Linked DNA regions of Homo sapiens: region 1 is linked to region 2. Evidence: chromatin loops called from intact Hi-C (ENCODE). Cell type or tissue: left ventricle myocardium inferior. All regions are shown on one strand. Each heading gives the region's core, and the rest is flanking DNA. Links, peaks and the distances in the headings are about the cores only.

Region 1 (2,922 bases), core at 289-2,788, 410 kb before region 2:
GGATTAGAATGCTAATACCTGACTTGATTACTTACTTTGTGCCAGGGACTTTAATAAATACCACACATTACATATCATGGTATTTATTTCCTGGTTGTGACATACACTCTGGATGCACTGCCAGATCTAACTTGTCAATATGTTATTGGAGACTTTTGCCTCTATGTTCTAAAGTGGTGGGTTTTTTTCCTGTCCTCATTGGAGGAGTTTTTCCAGCTTCATGGAATAAATTGAGCAGCTTCTCCATCATTTTCTATGCTGTATGCTCTGGGACTTTTTATTAATATACAGTTTGTCTTTTTATAGATTTGGTTTTTTAAAATACCCTATAAAACTGTCTAGACATGTTGGCTTTTTTAAGGATACATTTTTTTACTGCTTTGAAAATTTCATAGATGGGTTTTCTATTGTTGCTAAATTCAATTTTGGTCATTTCATATTCCTGGAAAACTGTTTATCTATTATATTATTTTCAAGTAAATCTATAAAGATTTACATGTTTGAAAGTTTTTAAATCTCCCCTGTATCTATAGTCTGCCACTTATCTCATTTATAAAGAAGATTATTAGTCCTTAGAATTTCTTTTTGTTTTCATCAGAACCAAGAAGTTGAACTATTATTGTCAAAATATCAGCTTTTGGAAGCATTCCCTTCAAAACCTGCACAAGACAAGGATGCCCTCTCTCACCACTCCTATTCAGCATAGTATTGGAAGTTCTGGCCAGAGCAATCAGGCAACAGAAAGAAATAAACGGCATTCAAAAAGGAAGAGAGGAAGTCAAACTATCCCTGTTTGCAGATGACATGATCCTATATCTAGAAAACTCTATCCTCTCAGCCTAAAGGCTTCTTAAGCTGATAAGCAACTTTAGCAAAGTCTCAGGATACAAAATCAATGCGCAAAATTCACTAGCACTCCTACACATCAACAACAGGGAAGCTGAGAGCCAAATCGTGAAAAAATTCCAATTCACAATTGCCACACAAAGAATAAAATACCTACGAATACAGCTAACAAGGGAAGTGAAAGATCTCTACAAGGAGAACTGCAAAACACTGCTCAAAGAAATCAGAGACAACACAAACAAATGGAAAAGTATTCCATGCTCGTGGATAAGAAGAACCAATATTGTGAAAATGGCTACACTGCCCAAAGCAATTTATAGATTCAATGCTATTCCCAAGAAACTACCATTGACATTCTTCACAGAACTAGAAAAAATTATTTTAAAATTCACATGAACAGAAAAAAGAGCCTGAATAGCCAAGATAATCCTAAGCAAAAAGAACAAAGCTGGAGGCATCACACTTCCTAACTTCAAAATATGCTACAGGGCTAGAGTAAACAAAACAGCATGGTACTGGCACAAGAACAGATACGTGAACCAATGGAACAGAATAGAAAACCTATAAATAAGACCGCACACCTACAACTATCTGATCTTCGACAAACCTGACAAAAACAAGCAATGGGGAAAGGATGCCCTATTCAATAAATGATGCTGGGATGACTGGCTAGCCATATGCAGAAGATTGAAACTTGACCCCTTCCTTACACCATATACAAACATTAACTCAAGATGGATTAAATACTTAAAAATCCTGGAAGACAACCTACGCAATATCATTCAGGACATCAGCACAGGCCAAGATTTCATGACAAAGGTGCCAAAAGCAATTGCAACAAAAACAAAAGTTGACAAATAGGATCTAATTAAACTAAAGAGCTTCTGCACAGCAAAATAAACTATTGACAGAGTAAACAGAAAACCTACAGAATGGGAGAAAATTTTTGCAAACTATACATCTGACAAAGGTCTAATATCCAGCATCTATAAGGAACTTAAACAAATTTACAAGAAAAAAACAACCCCATTAAAAAGCAAGCAAAGGATATGAACAGACAAGCGGCCAACAAGCATATGAAAAAAAGCTCAACATCACTGATAATTAGAGAAATGCAAATCAAAACCACAATGAGATACCATCTCATGCCAGTCAGAATGGCTTATTATTAAAATGTCAAAAACGTATTATTAAAAAGTCAAAAAGTAGCAGATGCTGACAAGGTTGTGGAGAAAAAGGAATGCTTATATGCTGTCAATGGTAGTGGAAATTAGTTCAACCATTGTGGAAGGTAGTATGCTGATTCCTCAAAGACCTAAAGACAGAAATACCATTGAAACCTGCAATCCCATTACTGGGTATATACCCAAAGGAATATAAATCATTCTGTCATAAAGACACATGCATGCGTATGTTCATTGCAGCACTATTCACAAGAGCAAAGACACGAAATCAACCCAAATGTCCATCAATGATAGACTAGATAAAGAAAATGTGGTACATATACACCATGGAATACTATGCAGCCATAAAACCGAATGAGAACATGTCCTTTGCAGGGACATAGATGGACCTGGAGGCCATTATCCTTAGCAAACTAATGCAGGAACAGAAAACCAGATATCATGCGTTCTTACTTATAAGTGGGAGCTAAATGATGAGAACACATGAACACAAAGAGGGGAACAACATACACTGGGGCCTATTGGAGGGTAGAGGTTGGGAGGAGAGAGAGGATCAGGAAAAATAACTAATGGGCACTAGGCTTAATACCTGGGTGACGAAATAATCTATACAAGCAACCCCCATGACACACACTTACCTTTATAACAAACTTGCACATCCTGCACATGTACCCCCAAACTTAAAAGTTAAACAACAAAAAATAACATACCAGCTTTTTGGTTTTTAATTAACATTAGAATTTTTATTTGTTTCCATGTTATTAATTTCTGTTTTATATTACTTTATTTTTTCTACTATAATTGGTTTCATTTCTTATTCACTTTTCAAGTTTTTCTGTTGAGTGTACACTGTATTTTCAGTATTTCTTATTTTCTAATAAATATAGTTAAG
Region 2 (2,922 bases), core at 291-2,790:
GTCATGAAGTCATCCTTAATATTCCCTCATTATCACTTTAATGTCTATATAATCTGCAGTGGTGGCCTCTCTTTAATTCCTGATAGTGATAATTTTTTTTATATTTTCTTTATTAGTCTTTCTAGGGCATTTTGTTAATATTTTCAAAGAAGCAGCTATTGGTTTAATAGGTTTTTCTCTACTGTTTTCTAGTTCATTACTTTTCACTCTCTTTTCTACCTTGGGTTTAATGTACTCTTGTTTTTCTAGCTTCTTAATGTAGAAGTTTAAATCAGTGAATTTGAACCTTTTTTTCCTAATATGTGTTTAAAGCTATAAAGTTTCCTCTAAACACTGCTGTAGCTGCATCTCAGAATTTTTTTTTTTTTTTTTTCCGAGATAGTGTGTCATTCTGTTGCCCAGGCTGGAGTGGAGAGGAGCAATTTTGGCTCACTGCAAGCTCGACATCCCAGGCTCAGGTGACCCTACCACCTCCACCTCCCAAGTGGCTGGGACTATAGGCACATGCCACCATGCCTGACTAATTTTTGGTCTTTTGTAGAGACAGGGTCTTGCCATGTTGCCTAGGCTGATGTTGAACTCCTGGGCTCAAGCGATCTGCCCACCTTTGCCTCCCAAAGTGCTGGGGGCAACCATTCCCAGCCACAAATTTTAATATAGTATCTTTTCATTATTACTCAGGTGAAAATATTTGCTAAGTTATTTTATGATTTCCTATTGACCCATAGGTTATTTAGAAGTGTATTATTTAATTTCCAAATATTTATGAATTTTCTCGATAACCTTTTGTCATTGATTTCTATTTTAGTCATATTGTGGTCAGAGAATAGATTCTATATAAAAATCAAAACACTTAAATTTATTGAAACTTATTTTGTGGCATCTTTACATTTTTTAGGGGTCGATCAAGTATTTTTTGTGTGTTTTAGTGTCATCTATTGAACTTTTAGATATAACTCTTCACATTACTTTTTAGTACAGTAAGCGCTCACTTAATGTCTTCAATAGGTTTTTGGAAACTGTGACTTTAAGTGAAACGACGTAAAGCAGGTTCTCCAATAATGTCATTTTGTTCAACATCATTTCCTTTTTTTTTTGAGATGGAGTTTCATTCTTGTCACCCAGGCTCGAGTACAATGGCACAATCTCAGCTCACTGTAACCTCTGCTTCCCATGTTCAAGCTATTCTCCTGCCTCAACCTCTCAAGTAGCTGGGACTACAGGCACCTGCCACCATGCCCAGCTAATTTTTGTATTTTTTAGTAGAGACAGGGTTTCACCATGTTGGCCAGGCTGGTCTCAAACTCCTGACCTCAAGTTATCTGCCCGCCTCAGCCTCCCAAAGTGCTGGGATTACAGGCGTGAGCCACCGCGCCCGGCCCAATATCATTTCATTTCTCAATGAATTTTCCATGTGCACTTAAAAAGAACAAGTATTCTACTATTGTTGGATATAGTGTTCAAAATGTCAAAGTCATTTTGATGATGTCATTCAAATATTCTGTAACCTTACTGGTTTTGTCTGCTCATTCTATCAGTTACTCAGAGAGTGGTGTTGAAGTGACTAAGTATGATAATGGATTTGTCATTTTCCCCTTTAATTCTGTCAGCTTTTGCTTCATGTATTTGGGGCTCTGTTATTAGGTGAATACACATTTAGGATTATTACGGTTTCATGAATTTTCCTTTTATATTTATGAAATGTCCCTTTTGGCATTTATATCTTTATTTTGAAGGCTACCTCTTCTGATATTGATATAGCCACCCCAGCTTTCTTGTGGTTAGGGTTTTCACGGTATATCTTGTTCCACCCTTTTACTTTCAACCTGTCTTTATATTTAAGTTGTTTCTTATTATATAAACAATGTACAGTTGGATCTTTCTTCTTTATCCAGCCTGGCAGTCTCTGCATTTTAATTGGAGAGTTTTTCTATTTACACCCAATGTAGTAACTGTTATGCTTTGGCTTGAGTCTACCATCTTGGTATGTTTTCTATTTGTCACCTTTGTTTTGTTTTGTTTTGTGCTCTGCTCCACTTTTCCTGAGTTTTTTAGGGGTCAATCAAGTATTTTTTTGTGTGTTTTAATGTCATCTATTGAACTTTTAGATATAACTCTTCACACTTTTTTAGTAAAGTAAGCTCTCACTTAATATCATCAATAGGTTCTTGGAAACTGACTTCAAGTGAAACAATGTACAGCAGGTTCTCAAATAATGTCGTCGTGTTCAACATTATTTCATCATAATGATGAAAAAATGGTTTTATTATATGTCATTTTACTCAGTCACATTTTCCAAAAACCTACTGATAACATTAAGTGAGGTTTACTTTAGTTACTCTAGGCAGGGGTGTCCAATCTTCTTTCTTCTCTGGGCCACATTGGAAGAAGAAGAATTGCCTTGGGCTACACATAAAATACACTAATACTAACATTTTAGCTGATGAGCAAAAAAAAAAAAAAAATCGCAAAAAAAATCTCATAATGTGCCGGGCACATGCCTGTAATCCCAGCACTTTGGGAAGCTGACGGGGGCAGATCACTTGAGGCCAGGAGTTTAAGACCAGCCTGGCCGACATGGTGAAACCCCGTCTCTACTAAAAATACAAAGCTGGGCGTGGCGCTGTTTGCCTGTAATCCCAGCTACTCGGGAGGCTGAGGCAGGCGAATCACTTGAGCCTGGGAGGCAGAGATTGCAGTGAGCCAAGATAGCACCACTGCACTCCAGCCTGGGTGACACAGTGCGACTCTGTCTCAAAAAAAAAAAAAACTCTTAAGGTTTTAAGAAAGTTTACAAATTTGTGTTGGGCTGCCTTCAAAGTCATCCTGGGATACATGTGGCCACGGGTGGACAAGCTTGCTCTAGAGATTAAAAGGCACATTTTTATAAAACATTTGACTGATTTTGGCTGCTAATTCTAT

What was found. Peaks named below come from ENCODE experiments on the same cell type or tissue, not always from the same donor. Only the 100,000 strongest peaks of a DNase experiment are listed, where the experiment ranks them.
Region 1: it touches region 2 in a loop (4-fold over the local background); 44 of 110 quality-filtered maps call a loop at or near these places.

The regions. Positions count from the first base shown.
Region 1 is chr2:128,743,320-128,746,241 of GRCh38, reverse strand. It overlaps LOC124907888 (a long non-coding RNA gene), which reads left to right. Exons shown (of 2, transcript XR_007087233.1): 2 at 599-2,922. Among named protein-coding and RNA genes, the nearest start is that of HS6ST1, 430 kb to the right of the region's middle. In left ventricle myocardium inferior, for the core only: no CTCF peak of the experiment used is centred there; no DNase peak of the experiment used is centred there.
Region 2 is chr2:128,333,524-128,336,445 of GRCh38, reverse strand. No RefSeq gene overlaps it. Among named protein-coding and RNA genes, the nearest start is that of HS6ST1, 16 kb to the right of the region's middle. In left ventricle myocardium inferior, for the core only: no CTCF peak of the experiment used is centred there; no DNase peak of the experiment used is centred there.